Regions from separate parts of the Mus musculus genome. Here region 2 is linked to region 1. The links are chromatin loops, found by intact Hi-C in ENCODE. Cell type or tissue: left cerebral cortex. All regions are shown on one strand. Links, peaks and the distances in the headings refer to the core of each region. The heading gives the core; the rest is flanking DNA.

The links. Hi-C counts contacts between places; a loop is a spot of excess contacts. Peaks named below come from ENCODE experiments on the same cell type or tissue, not always from the same donor. Only the 100,000 strongest peaks of a DNase experiment are listed, where the experiment ranks them.
Region 2: a loop joins it to region 1, with 2.8 times the contacts of the local background. A loop is called at or near these places in 6 of 42 quality-filtered maps.

What each region holds. Positions count from the first base shown.
Region 1 is chr11:28,581,178-28,587,202 of GRCm38, reverse strand. It overlaps Ccdc85a (coiled-coil domain containing 85A), which reads left to right and starts at 2,879. Exons shown (of 5, transcript NM_181577.5): 1 at 2,879-3,921. The coding sequence starts at 3,661. In left cerebral cortex, for the core only: a CTCF peak has its summit at 2,822; DNase peaks (open chromatin) are centred at 2,865, 3,381, 4,437 and 4,741; H3K4me3 peaks cover 2,647 bases; H3K27ac peaks cover 2,222 bases.
Region 2 is chr11:28,462,188-28,468,212 of GRCm38, reverse strand. The region is part of intron 2 of Ccdc85a (coiled-coil domain containing 85A); the gene reads left to right. Among named protein-coding and RNA genes, the nearest start is that of Ccdc85a, 120 kb to the left of the region's middle. In left cerebral cortex, for the core only: no CTCF peak of the experiment used is centred there; a DNase peak (open chromatin) is centred at 3,080.

The DNA.
Region 1 (6,025 bases), core at 1,250-5,249:
GCTACAAACCTCAAAACAAGCCTTAAAACATAGCCAGAAGTCCGAAGTGAATCTTAAAGAGTTAAAAGCCATTTAACTGTGTTCCTCTGAAAGCCCTAGGCAGTATCTATTGCTGTGTCTTCCAGCTTCCAGTGGTTACTACAGAGATTGGAGGAGACTGCAGAGCTCCAACCCCTGCCTCAGTGGTCCTACCTCCTCCTCCTTGTCCTCTGTAAAACTGGCTCTCTTCTGGAATTGGTCGGGACTAACAGTGAGATGGCCTGTTTCTTTTTCTATCAGTGTGACCATACCTAGCATGAAGAAACTTATGGGAGGATGGATATAGTTTGGCTCATTGTTTTATCAAGTAAAGTCCATGGGCATGGAAGGCATAATTCTGGACTCAGAAGTGAGGTATCAAAGGTGAACTGTAATACATTTATGCTGAGTTGTGCATATTTTCTGGGAAATTGGCTCTTGTGGAAATATGGCAGAATGTGTCTACAGCTGCCTGTGTTACTGGGTTCAAAACAGATACAGTGAGGTCAGCCCTGCTTTACAATGCCGATGGATTTTGTCTGGCATCATCAGAAAATAACAAAATGAAACAAAGCACAGCAGCAACACCACCACCAGCAGCAGCAGCAACAGCAGCAGCAACAGCAACAACAACAACAACAACAACAACAACAACAACAACAACAACAACAACAACAAAACTGTCAACTGAATACATTTTGCAGAAATTTGAGGCTAAGTCATTATAGGCACATTTTATCCTAATTTTAAACAATTTGAAAAAGTTCCAACTGTGTTCAACACTTCTCTAACTTCCCTAACAGTACAATACTAAACAGTAATTAATATTTTCAAAATTAAGGGTTGTGTATATGTTGTGGGTTGTAAGACAATCCAAACAAAGAGGCTAAAAGAATGCAGATAAGGAAAGGTCCCTGACAGTTATGTTACCATTGGCCCCCTTTCTTTCCGCCTATTTTCATTTAATGCTTACTCTGAGCTAGGAGTTAAGGGGTGCACAGAGATGAAAACTTATTTTCTTACTTGACCTATTATTGGGTGTCTTACAGTCACTAGATTGTTCTATCCCATGGTTTGGAGTCTGGGAAGACTAAGATTGGGTCCAGTAGTAGACGGTGGAATCTGCTGAAGGTGCAACTTGCTTAGGGGACTATGAAGGATGAATGCATGACAAAAAATGATAAATCTTGAGAAATAAACTGAGCAAAGCAGTAGATTCCTGTCATCTAGGGATAAATACCATGGTGGTTCCAAGATTCAAACAAGAAGCTGCCCTGGGCACTGTAATCATTGGCTGAACTTTGTTTTAAAGTCCCGATGAAGCACCTAAAAGCAAGCCGTCTCCATGGGGCCTGAGTACCAGTGACTCAAGATTCATCAAAAGCAAGAACATGGAACGACATTCACAATTTTCCATCTTGTGTATTCTCTTCCATTTCCAAACTGTTATGCAGCATTCTCTTAAAAACCTGTGCATCGGAGAGACAAGGAAATGTCAAGAAAATTACACCAGACATAGTCAAGACCATTAATACAGGGGAAGGACTGAGTTATCTGAAGTGAAAGGTTGGGAGGGTTGTAAGCTGAAGTAAGCAGTGGAAAGCATTGGAGGACTAGCTGGGTCTTGGTCTCTGGGTGTGTTGAAAGAAACCTTTAACAGACTTCTCCCTTTGCTGAAAATTGAGAGAGGAGCCACTTTCTCCTAGGATTACAGTGCTTCAGCGTACCAAGGAAGACATTTTTGGGTTGCAAATATGACCAAAGGTTAGTGTGTGTGTGTGTGGGGGGGGGGGAGAGTTGGATGCCAGTATGTCAGAGAGAAGGTGAGAGTACATGCATGCTGTGAGAAGAGAGGGCAAAGGCCCAGATACAGAAGGAAGTCTCTATGAGTACAGTTATGTATGTGGTGTGTGTGTGTGTGTGTGTGTGTGTGTGTGTGTGTGTGTGTGTGTGTGTTCATGGTCAGGGGCTAACCGTACTACTTTCCTTCGATCTCCAGAAGGCAAAGGTTTCAGTCCCTAACTCATCATTTTTCACAAGGTGGCAGCTTTAAAGAGGATATGCACTGCCTCATTAGAGGGAACTGATTGAGACCCTCACTGTGACAGAAGCTCAGGCTGGGATAGTGTGATTCTATAATTTTCTGGTCCTGTCAGCTTCCTAGAAATGATACTGTCAGGGCCTTCTGCACCCATCCTTTAGGAAAACAAGTGTATTTTCAGCTGAAAGAGGATTGTGCTGTATTTAACCAGAGACTAGCCAAAACATAGAACCCTCCTTCCAGATCGGACCATCAAAGGCCAGCCCAGTTTGCAGCACAGAGGAGTGAAAAGCTCAGTTGGTATTGGTTGGTATTTCAGTTTACTTTGCCAAGGGCACCGGGTATGCAGACCTGAAAATCCAGGCTCCTGGAGAAGCAGAAGTTATTTTATTTTCTAAAGGCCTTGATATTTCCCAAACGAACTTTAAAAGGGCCAAGTACTTCCACCTGAAGCTTCTTCATAAGGTGGTGAGATTTTAGAGAAAACAAAGGCCTGGGAATGGGGTGGAGGTCCCCAAAGGGCTGAATTTAACAGCTCTTTGCCCTGATTTCCTGAACTTGAGGATTTTGTGACCTCCGGTACAGGCTTTCTTCCCTCTTCTCCAGTTCTCCGAAGTGCATCTAGCTAGTTAGTCATATGTCTTGCTCTCGAAATTTCTGCATCCAATTCTTCCAAGAACTGAATGTCGCTCATTTTGGTCAGCAGGCTGCCTCTCCTGAACTAGTCTGACTTGCAGAGATGGAGGGGAGGGGACAGCCTATAGTCACTTGGTGGCGCGCGCGAGCCTCTCAACGCCCTGGCGGCACCTGCTCTTGACTCCAGCCCCACCCGCATCCCTGTGCTCTGGGAACCGCGCTCCCAATCGTCCCTAGCAGCAGAGCACCAGGAGCTCAGGGTCCGGTTGGGCAGCTGAGTGCCATTCGGGTTTGGCCTTTGCAGAAGGTGTTGCGGAATGCGGGCGCCCCGGGAGCCAGCTTCCTCCCTGCTGCTGCTCCCCAATCCCCGCCCATCCTTTTCTGGGCTCTGAAAACCCAAGGCTTCCCAGAACAGTTTAGGATCAGCCATAGGACTACAGCTAGCCAGCTGCGCGGAGCTTTCTGGGAAGGACAGCAGCTCGCCCTAGGGTAGCAGCGGAGCCTCGGGGTTTAGCAAGCGAGAGGGAAGGGCGTGTGCATCGTGTGCCTGTGTGTGTGTGTGTGTGTGTGTGTGTGTGTGTGTGTGTGTGTGTCAGACCGTGAGGGATGGCTGTCTGGATCTGAGCGAAGGAGAGGGCAGGGGATTGAGACAGATCTCTCTTGGTGTCCCCGCCCGCTCCTGCTCCCCGGCGCCCTTCACCATGGAATTGCGCCGAGTTGGGACGGACCTATGCAGCCACCAGGAACTGGCTGTCGGGCCCCGAGATTCGGCAGGTACTCGCGCTTGGATGGCGAGGTAGGATGGCCACGCAGCGCGATTCCTGCCGTCCCCACGCAGCGGTCCCCCGGAGGTACCTCTGACTCTGGAAGCGTACAGGGGTGTGGGAGGAGGCCACCCAGCCGCGCCTGCACCTTCGCCAGTCGTTTCGCCTCTACCCACTCGCACCTGCCGCTGCGCGGATACCATGTCTAAGGCGGCTGGAGGCTCAGCGCCAGCGGCGGAAAGTTGTCCCTCGGCTCCGGCCGGTGCGTCGACACCCACGGGCGTGGATGATCTATCTAAAGTGACGGACGAAGAGCTGCTGCAGTGGAGCAAGGAGGAGCTGATCCGCAGCCTGCGGCGAGCCGAAGCCGAGAAGGTGAGCGCGATGCTGGACCACAGCAACCTCATTCGCGAGGTCAACCGCCGCCTGCAGCTGCATCTCGGCGAGATCCGAGGGCTCAAGGTGAGTATTGGGCCTGGCAAGAAGGCTGGGCTGGGCGTGGCAGGGATCTGGGAATCGCGGTGGGAGGAGGGTGGGAGAGCCAAACTTTCGTACCTCCATCAACAGGTGAGCTTCTCCCTTCTCCCAGGAGCACCCCTTGTCCCCATCTCCAGACCTTAAAGTTTTCCAAACTTTGGAGGCCCTTTCTTTTCTTCTTACGGGGACTTGGCATCTGGCTTTCTTTGATGCTTCTGAGACTAAGGGATTAGGAACCAAGGATGTCAGAAGTCAGAGAAGGGCACGGTGAGCACAGGGGATATTTAAAGTCCCAAGGAACAAAGACGCTTCAGGAATTAGGTTACAGTACACCAAGGGAGAAGACTAGAGAGCTTGCCAGCCCAGTGCCTCTTCACCTTTAGGGGTCGGGTGTAGCTGCTCCTGCACCACCACTAGCTTTCTGGTGAGCAGAGGGCAAAGAAAGGACACAACTGCTAAGAACAGGAGAGAAGCCTCGGGTACCACCCGAGGAGCCAGTGTGAGTATGACTCGGTACTGGGTGCAGGTAAGCAAGATTTCTGCCTTCAAATCTTCTACTAGCTCTCCTGATTTTCTTCCCTTACTAGCATTGTCATCACCTCAAACTGCTTTACTTACCTGTTCTTTCTTCACTCTGGATTTTACATTAATTTTATTAAGCATGAGGTGGGGGCAAGTGTAGAAGGCGCTGGGTAAGTGTTCTTAGTGATGCTTTGTCTACTCCCAAACCCAGGAACTTTCTTTTCTCCTTGAAGAGCTCCAATGTGCCAGTCAGGCTGCAGCAGACCCATCGGGAACGCCCTGACCTGATGCTGTGCACTGCAAACTTCCTTTGCTCACAGCTAGCCTGGAGCCTTCTGGTATTCCTTCCTGTCATTGTTCTGCTTTTGTTTATAGGAAGGCAGACACAAACGAAATCAACATAGGAACCCCAGGGACCAAATTCCCTCCAAGCACAAAATGTTCCAGTGTCTCTCCTTTCCCCCTTGGATTCTCAGTGAATAGGCACCACTCCTTAATTGCTCCAGCGCTCCAGCTCTGGGATTCTGAGGATTGTGAACGGACAGATGGGCAGATGCTCCAGACTCACCCATGTGTGAGCCCCTGCAGAGATGGCTCTCTCAGGTCCAAACTTGATGTCACACACTGCCTAGAGTGGGTGCAGAAATGACTATTCCCACAGTCAAAATCTTTCACGTTTTAATTTATTACTAATGAGTAATTATTAAGTAGAAGACTTCTTGGGGAAATGAGAGGAAGGGTAGAATAGAAGGAATATGGTCTTGGAAGTAAGTTTGAAGAATTCTCATTTATTAGGGTGGCCTTTTTTGTTGATTAATAAAAGGTGAAAGGTAAAGTCTATTTCTTAAGGTACTGTAAGAAGCTACAACAATGTAGAGAGGTTTGGTGCTGGAAACTTGTAGTTGCTGTCATCAGGAGAAAACATGAAGTAGACCCATGTGCCTCCAGGAGCTGGGTGTCTTGGCAAGGCTGGGCAGTAGGTCTTGCTTGTGTTGCTCCAGGTTAGTGTTCTTCCATGGTTTGAAATGCAATGTGGCTTGCAAGAGTTTTTAATTAATTTCTAAAGATTTCACTCAGATGAAAAACTAATGCTAATAACTTAAGAAATCCTTGGAAGTTCTTTTAGACTATATATGATATGTGCAAGTCTAGGACAGGGCAGGGAGGAACAGCATGAATGCAATATTATCTGGTCATCTCTATAGTAGCCTCATTTGGAAAAATTAACTATCGAGACAGTTAAGAGCAATTTTTCTTCAAGTAGACAGCTTGGAGGTCTGGATTCATGAGCCAATATTACAGGCCCTAGTGGGCTAACTCTTTATCAAGTTCAGAATTGATGGAAATGGTCACTATGATGTTCATGCATGGCTTGGATTCCTGAACCCTGACTAGGGCAAGGAAATAAGGAAATGGCAGCACACAGACACACAGAAAAGCTGGGGTCTGGTGGTATGTGCTTACTCTGATGGACGAGTGGAGCCATAGCACTCCACAAGCTCAGTGTGCTTATTATATATGTTTCAACAGGGAGGCAGGACTATTGCATATAGGTGAACAAGGAGGT
Region 2 (6,025 bases), core at 1,114-5,113, 120 kb after region 1:
GTACTTTACATTTTAATGTGCAAAGAAATATTATTGTAGTTTGCGATATAGGAGCAATCCATGATGCATTAGAGACCTTTATTAATCACTGTGTACTGTACATGATGCCCATATTTATAGAGGTTGAAAAAATAATCTTATTATTTTATATTATTATAAGGGTTTATGATTAATTTATCTTCAGTGTATGGCATTGTAAATCATGTTCATGACAGCTGTTACTCTGATTCCTAATTCAGGAAGGAAGAACCAATTTTAGGAGTTTGAGAGAGAAAGCATGGTGTGCCTCAGGCAACCCAGTTTACAAAATGAGCTAAAGGATTTTAATTGGGCAGAAAGAAAAACACATTCTGCTCAGCACTTTGTTTGCAACATTCATTCCTTTAGTGTTTAGTGTGTACTTATTATATATACTGTATATAAGTGAATTTATTTCTGAATTTAAAAATCTGTTACTATTTACTGAAAATCAGTTGAGTTTTGAAATTCATCTAATGTAATATTTCTAAAGTTTTATATCCAATAGATACCCTTTTTGTTTTATGTTTGTTCCCTGAAATGCACAAGCATGAAAATAAGCTGAGTTCTTTATTCTTCCACATTGCTTTGAGACTCATCATTTTATTTAATCAGTAAATTGGTTAAGTGCTATGCCAATCATAAAGAGAAGGATGAATGAGCCAGATTACGTCAATGCCCTGTGAGGATTGCCACGTTTTTCTGAAGACCGTTTTTATTGTGTGACCTAGTTGATCATACATGTCGCTTATTTTTGTCATGTTGTCTTCTATTATCTCTGTAGTCTGTAAATCATATAATCTTATTTATGCATGTGAGCTTTATTCTTCCACTGTTGTGCAAATCTCTTATGTGCTCATTTTCCACATCATATCTGGCATATTTTAGGTTATGAATTTATTTGGGTGAATGGAAAGCGCCTGATTCTTCATTTACCTCATTTCTTGACACTGATTTTTTTCTTTTGTTTTGTTTTGTTTTGTTTTGTTTTGTTTTGTTTTGTTTTGTTTCTCCATCTTTGCTAGGCCTATGAAGCCCTCTCTTCTTTCCAGGCCATGTTACCTCAAGCCACATTATTTTCCAATAGACCATAATACAACAAAGAGGATTTCTCATATAATATGCTCAGCTTTGCCAAAGGTTCACTGCTCTAATAAACCATGTATTGGCATAGATAAGTTCATAAATTATCTATGAACTTTAATTTCATCTTCTAGCCCATCTGGTTGCCATGGATGCTTCCTGTGGCAAGAGTTGTCCTACAGAAGTGGGTACATGATGTTGCCTCTGGCAATGGTTGGAGCCAGCAGAGGATATGGGGAACATTCTGATGAGACTGGAGGCTGGGTTTGTTGAAGTCAGGAGATTGTGTTGCTGCAGACAGGTAATTAGAATCAAGGAGATCCACAGCCGGTGATGTGAGGACTCTAGCAGGAGGGACTCTACAGAGAGAGCTGGAAGCTAAGTCTGGATCTGAGAATGAGTAGAACAAGTAAGGAAGATGAGTCAACTTGGATCCTTAGTTGTGGGGGAAAGATGACAGAAAATTGAAAGAAAGGAAGTGTGGCTAAAGGTATTTCTGCCTGAACTGACGTTGTTGGGAATACAACATGTAGAATGGTAGGGAATAAAGACAATTGATCAGGATTAGGATGAACAGTGCTGAGTTCTAGTCTCTACTCATCTAGTTAGTTTGCTTCCCCGGGTCTTAGTTTCCATACCAATTGATAAAGAGAGTGAGATGACAGTGATTTTCCTTCATATGACTCACATACTTTTGGAAGAAGAATTGTTGAAATAGTTTTGGAAATGCTACATAGTTTATCTTCTGATCTGGATAACAGTTCTAATGCCCTCCTTAATATAAAAGTAGCCCTTAAAGAATGGTGTTTGAGACGGGGGCTAATGATTCTACAACTTTGTATGACATCTCCTATAGCATGCCACTCATTTACTTACAGGGCTGCTGATGCATAAAACCATGTGTAATTGGACAGCCAGAGCTGGGTCCTTCCCTTTCATAACTTTTTACTCAATGTTTCTTTATCTTCTGCTCTTGAACCTACAATGTAGATTCTGTTGCTCTTCTGAATTTTACATCACTTAGCTCTGGGGCCCTGTCTGTGTTTTTATCCTCAGATCATTGCTTGGAGGAAGGGGTGTGGATGACTTGTCTCTTCTTTCCCAGAGCCTTGCCTTTGAGGTTGTAGTCAGATTTCCCAGGTTTCCTTCAATGACTTTACCAGGGTGTCTTTTCTTCCCAGTGCCCTTGGTTTCCTTTGTCATAGGCTTCTGAAAAATGAATCCCATGGGGAGCATCATTTCTGCATTGGGAGTTGAGCTTTTCCCCTTTCCCAAATGGTAATATCCAAGTAAGTGTTGGAATTCCCATGGGCTGGGTAAGGTAAGTTCTTAAAGACAATCTGTTTAAACATTTTATAGTCCAGAGGAAGAAACACACTAATTGTTTTTTCAGACTACATTTTATATAAATAGCAACTTGTCCTTCCCTTTAAAATTTCCACTGGCCTTCGGGAAAAGAAATTGCCTAGAATAGACTTAGTGGAAATAAATTTATCGTTTTAAGATGGAATATCTTTACTCAAATATCAAGTACTTGAGTGGGTCAGAACACCTCTCTACTCACTCCTGTCCTTAAGGAGTCCATATAGAGAGGAGAACCACAGTATAAAATGAGTGCTAATCTGTTTGGACTCTCACTGAGGTGATAGAAAATACAAAGACAATTCAGACTTTCATAGGCTAATTTAGTGAAGGAAGCCATTGCCAAGACAGAAAGCTATATGATCAGTCTTTGAAAAGATAAAGCTTTCAGAAGAAGGTAGCAGTGGGCAAATGATGGCCAGAAACATGAGAAAACTGAGGTGCTTCAAATAAAATGTATTAAAACCCTACTGTGTGTTAGTGCACTCTTAAAAAGATGTATTTTCCTTTTATTTGTGAGAATCTACATATGACTACCTGCCCACAGAAGCCAAAAAAGGCTGTTATCCCGCTGAAGCTGAAGTTACATATGGTGCTACCATATGTAGGTTCCAGAAACATAATTCAGGGCTTCTCAGAGTAGCAAGCACTTTTAGCCACTAAGCCACTCTTCATCCCACTGGATAATACAGTTTTTAAACCAATGAATAAGTGGCACATGTGTATGTGTGTGGGAATGCCTGCAAGCTGAAAGCTATCTGTAATAGCTAATAAGGGATTCCCTGCTGATTTTAGGCCTAGCCATCTCAGTATGGTGAGATTGTGTAGATCAACAGAAAGGGCCTGCTCAGTGCTGCCCTTGAAACAGGAAGACCCACTAAAGGGTAGTAGTGCTTTCTTTCTTTTATTTTTTAATATTTTTTATTAGGTATTTTCCTCATTTACATTTCCAATGCTATCCCAAAAGTGCCCCATACCCTCCCCCCACTCCCCTACCTACCCACTCCCACTTTTTGGCCCTGGCATTCCCCTGTACTGGGACATATAAAGTTTGCAAATCCAATGGGCCTCTCTTACCAGTAATGGCTGACTAGGCCATCTTTTGATACATATGCAGCTAGAGACAAGAGCTCCGGGGTACTGGTTAGTTCATAATGTTGTTCCACCTATAGGGTTGCAGATCCCTTTAGCTCCTTGGGTACTTTCCCTAGCTCCTCCATTGGGAGCCCTGTGAACCATCCATTAGCTGACTGTGAGCATCCACTTCTGTGTTTGCTAAGCCCCGGCATAGTCTCACAAGAGACAGCTATATCTGGGTCCTTTCAATAAAATCTTGCTAGTGTATGCAATGGTGTCAGCGTTTGGAAGCTGATTATGGGATGGATCCCTGGATATGGCAGTCTCGAGATGGTCCATCTTTTTGTCACAGCTCCAAATTTTGTCTCTGTAACTCCTTCCATGGGTGTTTTGTTCCCAATTCTAAGAAGGGGCAAAGTGTCCACACTTTGGTCTTCGTTCTTCTTGAGTTTCATGCATTTAGCAAATTGTATCTTATATCTTGTGCTGTAAGATCGAGAATTGATAAATGGGACCGCATAAAGTTGCAAAGCTTCTGCAAGGCAAAAGACACCGCCAATAAGACAAAAAGACCACCAACAGATTGGGAAAGGATCTTTACCTATCCTAAATCAGATAGGGGACTAATATCCAACATATAGAAAGTACTCAAGAAGGTGGACTCCAGAAAATCAAATAACCCCATTAAAAATGGGGCTCAGAGCTGAACAAAGAATTCTCACCTGAGGAATACCGAATAGCAGAGAAGCACCTGAAAAAAAATGTTCAACATCCTTAATCATCAGGGAAATGCAAATCAAAACAACCCTGAGATTCCACCTCACACCAGTCAGAATGGCTAAGATCAAAAACTCAGGTGGCCTCACACCAGTCAGAATGGCTAAGATCAAAAACTCAGGTGGCCTCACACCAGTCAGAATGGCTAAGATCAAAAATTCAGGTGACAGCAGATGCTGGGGTGGATGTAGAGAAAGAGGAACACTCCTCCATTGTTGGTGGGATTGCAGGCTTGTACAACCACTCTGGAAATCAGTCTGGCGGTTCCTCAGAAAATTGGACATAGTACTACCGGAGGATCCAGCAATACCTCTCCTGGGCATATATCCAGAAGATGCCCCAACTGGTAAGAAGGACACATGCTCCACTATGTTCATAGCAGCCTTATTTATAATAGCCAGAAGCTGGAAAGAACCCAGATGCCCCTCAACAGAGGAATGGATACAGAAAATGTGGTACATCTACACAATGGAGTACTACTCAGCTATTAAAAAGAATGAATTTATGAAATTCCTAGCCAAATGGATGGACCTGGAGGGCATCATCCTGAGTGAGGTAACACATTCACAAAGGAACTCACACAATATGTACTCACTGATAAGTGGATATTAGCCCCAAACCTAGGATACCCAAGATATAAGATACAATTTGCTAAACACATGAAACTCAAGAAGAATGAAGACTGAAGTGTGGACACTATGCCCCTCCTTAGAAGTGGGAACAAAACACCCATGGAAGGAGTTACAGAGACAAAGTTTGGAGCTGAGATGAAAGGATGGACCATGTAGAGACTGCCATATCCAGGGATCCATCCCATAATCAGCTTCCAAACGCTGACACCATTGCATACACTAGCAAGATTTTATTGAAAGGACCCAGATGTAGCTGTCTCTTGTGAGACTATGCTGGGGCCTAGCAAACACAGAAGTGGATGCTCACAGTCAGCTAATGGATGGTTCACAGGGCTCCCAATGGAGGAGCTAGGGAAAGTACCCAAGGAGCTAAAGGGATCTGCAACCCTATAGGTGGAACAACATTATGAACTAACCAGTACCCCGGAGCTCTTGTCTCTAGCTGCATATGTATCAAAAGATGGCCTAGTCGGCCATCACTGAAAAGAGAGACCCATTGGACATGCAAACTTTTTATGCCCCCGTACAGGGGAATGCCAGGGCCAAAAAGGGGGAGTGGGTGGGTAGGGGAGTGGGGGTGGGTGGGTATGGGGGACTTTTGGTATAGCATTGGAAATGTAAATGAGCTAAATACCTAATAAAAAATGGAAAAGGGGAAAAAAAAACTCAGGTGACAGCAGATGCTGGCGAGGATGTGGAGAAAGGGGAACACTCCTCCATTGTTGGTGGGATTGCAAGCTTGTACAACCACTCTGGAAATCAGTCTGGCAGTTCCTCCGAAAATTGAACATAGTACTACTGGAGGATCCCGCAATACCTCTTCTGGGCATATATCCAGAAGATGTTCCAAGCAGTAAGAAGGACACATGCTCCACTATGTTCATAGCAGCCTTATTTATAATAGCCAGAAGCTGGAAAGAACCCAGATGTCCCTCAACAGAGGAATGGATACAGAAAATGTGGTACATTTACACAATGGAGTACTATTCAGCTATTAAAAAAATGAATTTATGAAATTCCTAGCCAAATGGATGGACCTGGAGGGCATCATCCTGAGTGAGGTAACCCAATCACAA